Linked DNA regions of Homo sapiens: region 2 is linked to region 1. The links are chromatin contacts, found by Hi-C in ENCODE. All regions are on one chromosome and are shown on one strand. The core of a region is the stretch at or near the end of the contact, and the rest is flanking DNA. Distances in the headings are between cores, read along the strand shown.

Region 1 (6,717 bases), core at 195-2,694:
TGGAGGAGGGGTGAGAGCCTTGGGCAAAGAGGGGCGTGGTAGGGCCACAGATGAGGGCTCCCAGGCACTGGGCCTCCTTCCCAAAGAACAATCATCAGGACATCCCAGAGACCACTGTCCAGGAGAAACGGGGTGACAAGCCCTCTTTGAGCTCGGGAGCATTTTAATCAGTGCTCAAGAGGAAGAGAAAAGAAACAAAAAGTGCAACCAGCCAGAAAAACAACCAAGCAGCTACCCACCCAACCACCCATCCACCCACCCACTGACCCAACCAACCACTCCCCCACCCAACCACCTATCCATCCACCCACCGACCCAACCAACCAACCAACCAACCACCCACACAACCACCCATCCACCCAACCCACTGACCCAACCAACCAAACCAAGCAACCACCCACCCAACCACCCATCCACCCACCCACTGACCCAACCAACCTAGCAACCACTCACCCAACCACCCATCCATCCACCCACTGACCCAGCCAACCAACCAACCAACCAACCACCCTCCCAACCACCCATCCACCCACCCACTGACCCAACCAACCAACCAAGCAACCACCCACCCAACGACCCACCCACCCACCCACTGACCCAACCAACCAACCAAGCAACCACCCACCACCCACCCACCCACTGACCCAACCAACCAACCAAGCAACCACCCACCTACCCAACCAACCCCCACTTACCCAATCAACCAACCAAGCAACCATCCACTCACCCAACCAACCACCCACCCACCCAAGCAACCAATCAACGAACCAAGCAACCACCCACCTACCCAACCAACTACCCCCCACCCACCCAAGCAAGCGAGCAAGCGAGCAAGCAACCAAGTAACCATCTACTCACTCAACCAAGCAACCACCCACCTACCCAACCAACCAATCAACCAACCAAGCAACCACCCACCTACCCAACCAACCAATCAACCAACCAAGGAACCACCCACCTACCCAATCAACGAACCCCCCACCCAACCAGCCAAGCAACCAAGTAACCATCCACTCACCTAACCAATCAACCAATCAACCAATCAGGCAACCACCCACCTACCCAACTAACTAACCCGTAACCACCCAACCAACCAAGCAAGCAACCACCTGCTCACCCAACCAACCAATCACCAAACAAGCAACCACCCACCCACCCACTCAACCAACCAACTACCCAACCAAGCAACCACTCACCCAACCAACCATTCAACCGACCGACCGACCGACCGACCGACCCACCGACCCGACCGACCAACCAACCAACCAAGCAACCATCCAACCATTCAAGAGTGTGTTCGGGGGGATTTTCGCTCGGGGCTGACGCGGTTCTCTGGCCGCTGTGCCGTGCTGGGCCACTAGGTGGCAGCGGAGGCCGCCCGGAGCGACAGCCGGCGGTGCGGAGGCGGGCCCGGCGCGGGCAGGCAGGAGGCTTAAAGCCCCGCAGAGCCGCAGCCGCCTAGCTGGGGGAGAGGCCCGTCCGGGGCTGGCTCTGAGCGCCGCACGGCCGTCGGATCCCGGGGACGCCGGGGGCCCGGGCTGAGCGCCGCGGCCCGCGAGGAGGAGCACCGGTAAATAGCCACAACTTTCTATCTCCTTGAGATCCTGAGAATAAATGCAAAATCGCGCTTCCGCTGCATGTGGAAGTGAGCGGGGCGGCAGCTAGCTTGCCCCGTGAGTTTTTAACACAGCTCGATATGATGTTTAGTATAATTGCATAATTTACCGATATATCTGAGCTGGAACTCAGCTGTAACAAATGATTGTAGTTCAATAAATGCTTAGATTACCAATTTTTTCCTTTTTTATTTTTATAGATTTAGGGGGTACAGGTGCTGTTTTGTTATATGGATGTATTGCATAGTGGTGGAGACTGGGCTTTTAGTGTAGCCATCACCCCTATAGTGTACATTGTACCTATTAAGTAATTTGTTGTCCCTCACCCCCTCCCTCCCTCCCAAAGTGATTACAAATATTAATGATGACAGTGATGACAGAAATTCTCTCCAGATGTGATCTGAGTTTGGAGGGCAAAGGGATTTTTGAAAATGAATCATAAGAGAGAAATTTTGCAACAAAGGAGTGTGGTACATTTAAATTGCTGTTTTTTTTTTTAAATACTGTGCTCACGCGGACCTAATAAACTATCAAGCAGACCTCATGGAATTCCACATAATGCAGAAGCGAGGGAAAAATAGGTATTGAGGGAAAAGCAGCACTGTTTTCCTCAATTTTAACACGTATGTGCAGCCTACACTTACAAACTTAAGACAGTAGCTTTTAACATGTGACTTTGCTCAGGGTAACAGACCATTCTGGTTATAGCCTTACTTACAGCTGTGGAGGCTGAATCCTGATGGGTCTAAGAAGTGTCAGGACAAGTGTTAGGGATGCACCTGTCTGTCTGTCTTAAGGGAATACGGGTCTGGGCAGTCTTAAATCGGAGCTCCCTTGAGGAGAATGTCGTGCAGTAGCCTTAGGAATGTGAACATTGGGAGACTGGCTGGGATTTTGTAGGTTATGAGTTGGGGACACTTATGATAGTGAACTTGAGCCCAGGAGAGAAGCCATAAAAAGTGAAACTGTCCTGGGCACTTGGAGGTGAGTGTCTCTCTAGTAAGATGCATGTGAAAGGCTGGGAGCTGAAAGCAAGGAGAGCAGAAGAGGCTGGTGAAGATTCTAATCTGCGTGTCCAGGGGCACTCTTCCAGGTCTCAGGAACGCAGGTCAGAATGTGCAAGCCAGCTGCCGGGCACGTGGCTCACCCCTGTAGTACCAGCACTTTGGGAGGCTGAGAGAGAAGATCGCTTGTGGCCAGGAGTTTGAGACCAGACTGGGCAACATAGGGAGACCCTGTCTCTTAAAAAAAAAAAAAAAAAAGGACTGAGTGAGCCGAGCCCAGTCCTCTGATGCACTGTGTCATTCATCCCCTTTCTTAGGCTGTGTTGGTTCTAGGCTAGCTGCTGTCTTTCTTTGGTAGGCTGCTAACCTCTTTGGATTGTGAATTTAAAACATGTTTTACAGTAAATTTGCTGCCAAGACAAGAGGTGTATTTCTCCAGCAATGAATTCCTCATTTCACCTGCATTTCTTGGATCTCAACCTGAATGCCACAGAGGGCAACCTTTCAGGACCCAATGTCAAAAACAAGTCTTCACCATGTGAAGACATGGGCATTGCTGTGGAGGTGTTTCTCACTCTGGGTGTCATCAGCCTCTTGGAGAACATCTTGGTCATAGGGGCCATAGTGAAGAACAAAAACCTGCACTCCCCCATGTACTTCTTCGTGTGCAGCCTGGCAGTGGCGGACATGCTGGTGAGCATGTCCAGTGCCTGGGAGACCATCACCATCTACCTACTCAACAACAAGCACCTAGTGATAGCAGACGCCTTTGTGCGCCACATTGACAATGTGTTTGACTCCATGATCTGCATTTCCGTGGTGGCATCCATGTGCAGCTTACTGGCCATTGCAGTGGATAGGTACGTCACCATCTTCTACGCCCTGCGCTACCACCACATCATGACGGCGAGGCGCTCAGGGGCCATCATCGCCGGCATCTGGGCTTTCTGCACGGGCTGCGGCATTGTCTTCATCCTGTACTCAGAATCCACCTACGTCATCCTGTGCCTCATCTCCATGTTCTTCGCTATGCTGTTCCTCCTGGTGTCTCTGTACATACACATGTTCCTCCTGGCGCGGACTCACGTCAAGCGGATCGCGGCTCTGCCCGGGGCCAGCTCTGCGCGGCAGAGGACCAGCATGCAGGGCGCGGTCACCGTCACCATGCTGCTGGGCGTGTTTACCGTGTGCTGGGCCCCGTTCTTCCTTCATCTCACTTTAATGCTTTCTTGCCCTCAGAACCTCTACTGCTCTCGCTTCATGTCTCACTTCAATATGTACCTCATACTCATCATGTGTAATTCCGTGATGGACCCTCTCATATATGCCTTCCGCAGCCAAGAGATGCGGAAGACCTTTAAGGAGATTATTTGCTGCCGTGGTTTCAGGATCGCCTGCAGCTTTCCCAGAAGGGATTAAGCACAAAGTGCTCCTCTCTGTGGCTCTGTTCTCCTTTGTTTGCTCACCTATGACAAAGCGACAGCCAAGGGGTAGGCGGGAGTGCTAGCATCCCATTTTTCTCTTTACCAGCTCAGACATGGGCCTAAGAGGCTCTCTCTGTTCAGTTCCTGGTGATTATGTCCAACATGCAAGGGTTGCTTATCCACTCTGGGGACAGTCATGACAATTTCTTACTGTCCTTTTGTGTCCTATGGTTTCTACTGCTCCCACCCATTTCTGGGGGCCCCATCCACCCTCCACCTAGCAGGCATGTGCTCGGGGAATGCACAGCACCCTCAGTGCAAGCCAGACATGATGAAACACGTATTGTGACGCGAAGAAAACCGTGATATCGACGCCAGGTGGGATTGCTTCTTCTCCCCAGAAGCAGGTCCACACTCTGCTGGCTGCACTCTGAGCTATGCATGCTTTTCAGGGAAGAAAAGAGTGGCCAGATTCTTTCCATCAGAAGCAATCTGTTCATTTGTTCTGAAATGTCTTCTTTGCTCCCCTTGCCTGAACTTTTGATTCATGGCTTTTGTTCATAATTGTCTGAATAATTGTACTTCTGTCAATCATGGTGTTGCGCTTACCCAGACATAAAACCTTATGCTAGAAACCCTGCCTCATGTGCTGTGGAAGACTCTGTGACTCTTTCTTACTGTCTTATTTGGGCTCAATCTGGGGTTTCCAAAAGGATGACTGGGGGCATTACAGGGGCTCAAGGAGTTCAAGGTGCCCAGTGCTGCAAGTAGCACACGTCCACAGCCAGGCTTGCTTTGAGTGGCTCACACCGGATCTGTGTTGGAGTCTGAACTCTGGCCTGTGTACTTGGAGGCATGTCAATCTCATTTCAGCAGCCAACAAAGGTCAGGGCCCAACCTATAGCCCAGGGAGCCCCATCTTCTCCCAACCTAGACTGGAGCAGAGAAACCCGAGTTCAGGTGCTAATTCTGCCTTTCACTGCTGTGTGGCGTGAATCATCTTATTTCAGGTTCCACATCTGTGCTGACTGTACACGATGGCCATGAGAACTGCAAAATTGTGTGAGCTTCTTGTAAATTTGTAAAGCACTATAGGGTTTGCTTTTTATTTTAAAGAAATGCTCGGATTAGAGGTGTGAGCCAGAGGTTGCAGTGAGCCAAGATTGCACCATTGCACTCCAGCCTGGGCAACCATTCAAGACTCTGTCTCAAAAAAAAAAAGAAAGAAAAAGAAAAAGAAAAAGAAATGACTAGATGGGGTAAATACTAAGGAAGGACACGGGGGCCAATGGTCAGAGCAGTGGCCTGGACACCAGGAGGCTTGTGTGGTCCTTCTCTGAAGCAAAGGGCTGGAGTCCTTGCAGCTCTCACAGTCCACTCTTGTAATAACTTTTGGTATGATTCCTATTTTCTGCTTTGTATTGGACATTCACATCTAGACTGCACCCAATGAAAAAAATGTATATAAAGCAGAGGACCATTGGGTCACACAACAGTGAGCTGCTAGTGCAGAAGAGGGACCCTTCCTGTTGAGGCCTGCCAGGACAGAGGGGCTTCCTGGGTGTAGCCATATCAATAACTTATGCACTTGACCCCTGCCCCTGGAAATGCAGAGTCCAGGAAAGAAACGGTGCTGGCATGAACAGGAGTGTGCATAAGACATCCAAATCATTTGAAAACTGGCAAATTAGCAGGCTGTTGGCAACTGAGTTTTGAAGGGGCAGCTATCTTTTCAAATGTTTCCTGTTCCTTTTTGCTGAAAATTCATGTGTGTATCCACGAATGGGCAGTAAGTGGTCCCGTGTAACCACCATGGGGAACCACAGTGCATTGTTCCCGTGGGATGTGTCTCAGGAGCCTGGCTTCTGTGAAAGCTGGCCTCTCTTCTGCCCCACGCATCTCGGTGGCCCCATGTCCTACAGCAGCTTCAGGCATGGAGCAGGTGCACCAGGAATGCTTGTTATTGTTGCAAAACAAATGTGTATTGACTCTTCTGCCTGCTAGACCTGAGTACTAAATGAGTTCCAATCCTATGGGCAGAAACTTCAACCCTGTGGTTGACACTGGCCCCGTCTAGGAACCCAATTCTCTTTAGGCTAATTTTCTGCTCTGGTGCTTCATGAGTTGCTACAAGATCTGACCTTTCATAAAAAGGTCTTTATGGAAATGCTCAAATGCCTTTTAATCTTTATAAATAGTGCAGAAATAACCCTAGTATTTAGATGTGTCTTCATTTGGAAGGAATACATGTGTGTAGTGACTTGGTAAATATCTGTACATAAATGAGCCAACCCTTAGCACCCAACACAAAGTGTCTCCCCCAAAAAGAATATATATAACTGTCAAATATTGTATGATATGGTATGTTAAATATCTGCTTCTGTAGGAAATTTGTTTGATGTAAAAACGTGTGTTCAAGGAAATGGTTAATAAAATGGAAGGAGCAGACCACCTGTTTGAACTGGTCATTCTGATATCCAGAATGGTTTTGGTCTTTCTGCCAATTCGTTAGCAGCTACTGCAAAATGAGAAGGCACATTCGTTGGTGACTTGTGGTGAAGTCTCCTTGACAATATTTATTGCCTGTAGGATGGCCATGTCTCAGACCAAAATGATATAACACCTACAAATAAAATAAAATTGCACACTTGACCTTATATACTGTGCAAAAGT
Region 2 (7,026 bases), core at 1,651-4,150, 310 kb after region 1:
GCAGAACAAAGCCTCACTTCCCTCAGACACCTGGAGTCTCCTTATAGACCAGGCCCCAGTGATGTCTTTCTTCTGACACAAAACGTAAGGAGTTTGCTGAACACCAACCAATTATCCAACACCAACTAGCTGTCCAACACCTCAATTCCAACACCGCCCAGAGTCAGCATAGATCCCACAAGTTCAGGCTAAGTCCCATAACACTGTCCTCACTGCCGATGCCAGTCACATGCCTCCGGATACCCATCTTTATTTCTCAACTACTTCCTACAAATCAAGGGCTTCCACATTCCCCTCCTCAAGCTCAATAATTTGATAGAACTATTCACAGAACTCAGCAAAGCACTGTACTTACATATACCAGTTTATTATTGAAGATACAGCTCAGGAACAGCCACATGGAAGAGATGCATAGGGCAAGAAAAAGTGGTGGTGAAAGCTGGGGCAGGTAGGTAATTCTGCTAAATAGCTGTGACAAAAAATTCCTCATGCTTTTTGTTCTCCGAAATCAGCTTAACGAAAAGAGACACCCTTCCCATTGTGACTTCAATAATACTCTCTCTTCTTTTTTTCTAAACCTATCACAGAGTCAGACATGGACCACACATTTCCATTTTTTTCTCATATACAATTGGCTGAACAATTTCATCTCCGATGGTCAAAAAAAAAAAAAAGCCTATTTGTTCAGATCCCTGAACTTTGACCTATTCTCAGCCTGATTCAACATTCAATCTCTCTTTATTAACCTCCTAAGAAAAAGCTGACTTCAGGGTTGAACGCTCTCTGATTTAGAATCTGATTTTGCCACACTTCATTCTGCCCACCCTCTCTCACCTTCCTTCTAATCTTATTTGCTCTTTCCAACTTTTTTTAAAAGCCCTTTTCTGCCTATCCTTTGAGATCCAATTTACAGTTAATTAAAAAAACCGAAGTTGAAATAAGTGAGCAAATCTATACAGGGGGACAAACTCAGGGAGTGGCAGTGCTTTCTGGAACAGGGACATATGACTCAAGTGTCAAATCAGGCCACCTTATCCCTTGGGACTTTCTATCACCCCCATACTCCTCACTGAAGTGCTCAATGCCCACCCTCCCAGGAGACACTGCACTGTGCCCCACTGTGCTTTTTGCTTTGCAGGTTCTTGCACTGCCTCCCTGGGGTGGGTTTTTCTTGTCCTTCAGGTTAGTTTCTCTCCCTTCGCAAATATAAGACAATTCAGAAGACAGGAATAGTCTATCTTTTTCTCTGAATACCAGCATCTGATTGGCTGACAAGCAATGTGTTTCCATGGAATGAAAACTGGGGTTGGGGGAAAAAAAAAAAAAATCTTAAAAATCCCAAGGGATTCTTTTTTTACAGGAAGGGTAAGCCTGGATATTTCTCTCACCCCCAGGGCATTCAGCTGCTCCTTTGAGAAGCTGCACTCCCATCCCTCAGTGTGTCCTCTGGAAGATTACCAAAGGGCTGCTATTCACCAGAACTCCCAAAATACATGGCTCTGGTTTGTATCTTGGGCCATCTCAAGACAGTTCTAAAACTCAGGACTAGAAAAAGGCCCGAATGTGGCTAAGGAAACATTGCCCCATAAAGTTTCCCAACGAAAACCTCAATCCCAAGATGGCCTAATAAGGGCGTTTGTGCTAAGGGAGGATACAAGGAGAAACAGCAGAAAGATTTTTTACAGTTGAGTGCCAGGGGATTATTTTCTGCTTTTTTCTCATGTGAAATATTTGTAAGTAGAAAATAAGTATTTTACAAATTGCCATCCACTGCTCTGTGAAAAAGTGATTAATTCAAATACTGTTTCTGAAATGTGCAATAAAGGACAAAAACAGTTGATAATGTATGGGAGCGTAGAAGTTGGCTTTGGGGAATGTCAGCAAGAAACCGGAAATTTAAGATTTTACTTCAAGCCAGGTTAGGCTGGCAGAACAGAGTAGTGGATGTGAGACCCTGCTTGCCACACATTTGGAAAATGCAGGCGAAAACCAGTGTCTTTGATTAAAGTTAAAATAATTACATAGCAGTCATTTAGACTGAAGTGGCTCTAGTGGTCTAGGCCTCTATGTAAAAAAAGAAATCTAACTCAAATGCATTTTTTTCTAAGTTACTACCTTAGGAGGAAACGAAATTCAAGCTTAAACAACTACAAACCTCCAATTAATCCCTGATTACATAACCAGGAAATTTCCACCCAGACACTCCAAATAAAGCGACTACATAACTGTACCCAATTATTTAATTGTCTTTGCTTCCTCACACACCTTATACAAGCCTTTCTTTCAAGACCTTCTAGTAGCCCCCCAACCACAAACCATTGCTGAGCGCTGTCCCATTAATTAATCACTGTTTACTCATATAAGCTGTCTATGTTTTAATGGCGCCTCAGTCTAATTCCGAACAGGGTAAGGTAGGGACGGGGGACCCCACGGACCACAGCTCCTTCCACGCAGGAACCCTGCACACCGAGTCGGCGTCTTTCCGATGACTTTCGCCTCATCACCTCACAACCTGGGGAAGATGCAGGGCTGCGGGCGCAGAGCTGCGCAAAGAGGGCTACAGGCTGGGGCCAAAGCCGCCGTGCAGGGACAGGACAGGACGCCCGGAGTCCCTGCACCGGAGGGGACTGAGGGCTGAGCTGCAGACTCGACTCGCAGACTAGGTCCCGTCACCGCCATGTCCAGCCGGTTCCAAGGAGCCCCCTCCCCAGTCTCGGTACGCCCTGCCCCCCACACTCACCATTTCTCGGCTTCAGGGGTGTCCTGGAGTCTTAGCTATAAATCATTCAATGCCAGCAGGTCACAGAGCGACGGAGTGAGTGGCAGAATCACCGAAGTCTCCCGGAGCAGAGGACACAAGGCAATGAAGCCCTAACCCCGCGCTCTGGCTGAAGTGAGACAAAGGCCGCGCCAGATTCCGGAAGCCGCCCCTTCCTCCCTGGCTGCGCGCCTGATTGGACAGTTCCCACCCCAGAGCCCTGATTGGATAGTAGTGCAGGCACCGCGACCTCAGGCCTTGCGTGTCAGAAGATGCTACCATACACTGCACGGAATGAGCCGAGAGTGACAGGCTCTTGGCTCCAGTCACTTTCAGGCAGGGCTTTCTGTCTGTGCTGCGCCTGGCTCTGCCCAGGGGTCATTTTTTTAGCATTGTGGTGTATAACGTTATGAAGGTTATGTTCGTTTATAAAACACACACACACGTTGTTCACAAATGGAAGCAATATAATGACAATTATTTAATATTTCAGATTTCATAACCTTTCTGGCCGCCGGTCTTTGGAGTGGGACACCTAAGATTTTAAGAGAGAAGCAATCCTCTAAAAAATAAAACGTTAGCTATTGTGAATTTTAAATGTCTTATTAGCCAGATCAAAAATAGTAATAAAAAGAGTCCTGACATGGTGGCTCACGCCTGTAATCCCAGCACTCTGAGAGGCCAGAGGTCAGAAGTTCGAGACCACTCTGGCCAACATAATGAAGCCCTGTCTACTAAAAATACAAAAATTAGCCGGGCATGGTGGCGGGCGCCTGTAATCCCAGCTGCTTGGGAGGCTGAGGCAGGAGAATCGCTTGAACCCAGGAGGTGGAGGTTGCAGTGAGCTGAGTTTGTGCCACTGCACTGCAGCCTGGGTGACAGAGCAAGACTCCATCTCAGAAATAATAGGAATAATAAAAAGAAACAAGTGAAATTGTTTGTAATACTCTTTAAGCCATTATACCCAAAATATTATTTTTCATGTGTGGTCAACAAATAATTATAAATATTTTGGATCTAAATCTTTTAAACTCGCTGTGTATTTTATGTTTGCAGCACATTTTACTTCAAACCAGCAGCCATGAGGGCTCTGATGCTCCGATCTCAGGGAGGTGAAGGCCTGAACACCTCTTTTTTTTTGTATTTCTAGGCTATTTATGATTTTTAACACAGACTAAATCAAATTACTGTGCCTGAAAAATCTTTTGCTTTGAAGGCAAGTGACATAAAGACAGAGCTGCTGATATTTTTTCCTGCTGCAATTTAGCCAATCAGCAGAATATGCTTTGAAGGGTAAAGATGTTTTCTAAGACCCCACATTCAGGAGCAGCTATGGGGCAAATCCCTAAAGCACACATAAAAATCACATACAGCCAATGTATTCCTCACCCTGAATCAATGCTTCTCACCCTTGGCTGCATATTTCAATAACCTTGTAGAGGAGTGTTTAAAGTCTTCAAACCCAAGTTGCAATGGGGTAATTAAGTCAATCTCTGGAGTGAGACCTAGGCAACAGTGTGATTTAAAGCTCTCGGGTGATTATAGCACACAGCTCAACTCCCATGTTACTGCTTTAAACCAACATCTTTTGGAGAGCCAGTTGAAATTATTTCTCAAATTAACATAGAAGTGTTTGCTGCTGAGTTGCGGCCTTTCAGTCTTGATTACTTACTTTCTATCCTTTGCAGAACTGACCTCTGCTACTTGTTTTGTTTCTGATTCACACCAGTTCCACACACACTGAGTGCACACTACGTACAGGGCCCTGTGCTAAGTGTCCTGGCCGTGGTGAGTACTATCGTGGAGGAAGGACTTTGCTGTAAAAAATTGCATTCCCCAAAACTACAACCATGCTACTTACTCAATTGAGGTAAAAATGAAAGATCGAGGGGGACCCCCAAGAGTCAGGATGTGAATAAATACCTTGGAATATTAATACCCATCTCATGATGTCTGACACTAAATGCCTCACTTTCAAACAAAACAATACCAAACATTGCTATTATTCTGTTAAGATTAAATATGTAATATTTAAATTTTATTGAATGACATGCATACAGAAATATATGTCCAAAGCATTAACATAATGCTCAGTAAATTATTACAAACAAATACATTTGTGTAGGCATAGGATAGAACTAGCCTTGTTTCTGCCACACAAACCACTTTCTCTTTTCCTCCCCTCCAAAAGTAACCACAATCTTAAGAGCTAATGTTGTAGATAAAGTTTGTCTTTTTATACAATTATTTTATTAGAGAATATTTTAAACATATATGCAATAAGCAATGTAGTATAATAGACTGATGCTCAGCCTAAACATCTACTAATTATGTGCCATTTCTGTTTAACTTCTACTTCAACTCATTCCCCATCCCCACTTTATTATTGTTTTTAGTTATTTTCTATGAGATAAGATGTATATACATTGAAACATACAATCTTTTCTGTACCTTTTTAACAAATAAATACACTCATATAACCTTTTCCCTTTTAATTATAGAATTACCCCCACTTAACAATTATTAATATGCATGTGAATCACCTGGGAATATTATTTAAAAACCTGATTTTGATACGATATACTTGGGTTTTGCCTGAAAATCTGTATTTCTAACAAAATAGAGATCCATAGAGCACATGGTAACTACAAGGTGTCTTTTATCTAAAGCGTATAAAATTTGATGAATAAAATTAAGAAAAATTGAGCTCAGGTAAAAGAATACATTAAAATGAATATGCAATATGCTATCTATAGGAGATTTGGTTACTAATGACTCACATTCATAGGTGGCCTTTACAGAATTACCCAAAATGAGTCATTTACACACCAAATGCACACAATTTTCATAGCTTCCCATTAAAATTATATTTAATGCCTTTACAAAATCTAACTCAGCTTTCTTACAAAATAAGTAACAACATTTTATATGACATTATAAGTTCCATCTATATTAAACCTAAACTTACATAATTTTATTAGGTAGGGTCTGTGTGTCTACCACCCAATATTCTTTTGGGTTCCACCATTTGCACAGGCACCACAGCTGAGGAGCACAGATTCACCACACACAAGATGTTCCCTGCATCTTTTTCTTTCTCAGGGTATCAGTTTATCAGTCAATCAAGTCATGTGAGAATGGAGGTCATGTATTTCCTGGCATAGAGTGTCTCATGGACCCTCTCTTCAGGGGAGAAAAATACTAGAAGGTTCTTTTAGGGGGCACTTCCTGGGACATGGGCTAAGCCATGTAAGGGATGAAGGCTCAGACCAGCAGGTATAGACTTCTCAGAAGGGAAAGATGAGGCAACCATTCTGAATCTGGACCTCTACCACTGCTTGTCCCATCTCATCAAGACAGTTCTGAGGGATTGTTCCTAATGTCTGGATGGTGGAGGTTGGGGAACAGTATGGGCTTTGATGGGACTCAGGTAAGATCCGTCATCGGAAGGCAGGAGGCCAGTGCTCAGCATCTGAATTTGTGTCCTTGTGGACAATGGGGTGCCTTTTTAGGTCCAAGTCCATTTTCACCAAAGAGGAGGCTGGAGACTCTGAATGGCTCCCAGATTCCATTTATGATACTTTTTGGGGTGGGGTCAGAATGGGTCTGAGTTTCAGTATCTTTGGGGAATTCTGAAAAGTCTGTTTGGGGAATCTGGAAAGACCTCTTGCCTGGTGCCCAAATGCTTGGTTTTCTGTCCTGGATTTATACATTCTTGGGAGCCAGAGAGCCAGTTTTGCATTCACACCAACACAACTGAGTCAGAAGTGGAAGCAGCCAAGACAGGTGTCTTGGTGACAGGTGTCTCATCTTTGCCTTAGTTCCTCCCATCAGTCTTGGTAAAGAGTCCTGGAGTCTGGAGCTGCTGGGGCTTTCCTGGTCCCAGGTTCTGCTTTTCCTTCTCATTTGGCCCAAAAGCTATGGGACTGTACCCTATCCTAGCACTTCACTGGGCATCTTCTGGTTCTGTCCATGTGCCCTAAGACTTGGTAGCTCTTTCGCTTTCTCTGTAGGTTGAAGAGAAGGGAGGTCAGTGAGTCCGAATCATCACAGGCAGCTTTCAAAGATTAATCTTAGGATGATTTTTTGAATTTAGGTATTGATTTCCTAGGACTGGACCCAGACAAGTGACATACTGGGTGTCTGAAAACTTATGATGCATTAGTAATATTCACAACCCATTTTAAACTGAGAAACAAAAAGAAAATACCAAAATGGTAAGGGTTACGATAATCCAGGTAAGTTTATCAGCTCAGATTGTGAATCCT

Evidence for each region. Hi-C counts contacts between places; a loop is a spot of excess contacts on that map. Pooled maps may share reads with other maps.
Region 2: a pooled map shows a loop between it and region 1 (6-fold over the local background). The contact joins the promoter of ZNF519 here to the promoter of MC5R in region 1. A Hi-C loop is called at or near these places in 6 of 50 pooled maps.

The regions. Positions count from the first base shown.
Region 1 is chr18:13,822,705-13,829,421 of GRCh38, forward strand. It overlaps MC5R (melanocortin 5 receptor), which reads left to right and starts at 1,445. Exons shown (of 2, transcript NM_005913.3): 1 at 1,445-1,570; 2 at 3,023-4,619. The coding sequence starts at 3,062. The coding sequence ends at 4,039. RefSeq lists silencers at 1,114-1,294, 1,260-1,549, 1,560-1,649.
Region 2 is chr18:14,129,535-14,136,560 of GRCh38, forward strand. ZNF519 (zinc finger protein 519) reads right to left here and starts at 2,901. Exons shown (of 3, transcript NM_145287.4): 1 at 2,741-2,901. The coding sequence starts at 2,743. RefSeq lists enhancers at 2,088-2,609, 2,512-2,851 and a silencer at 3,102-3,161.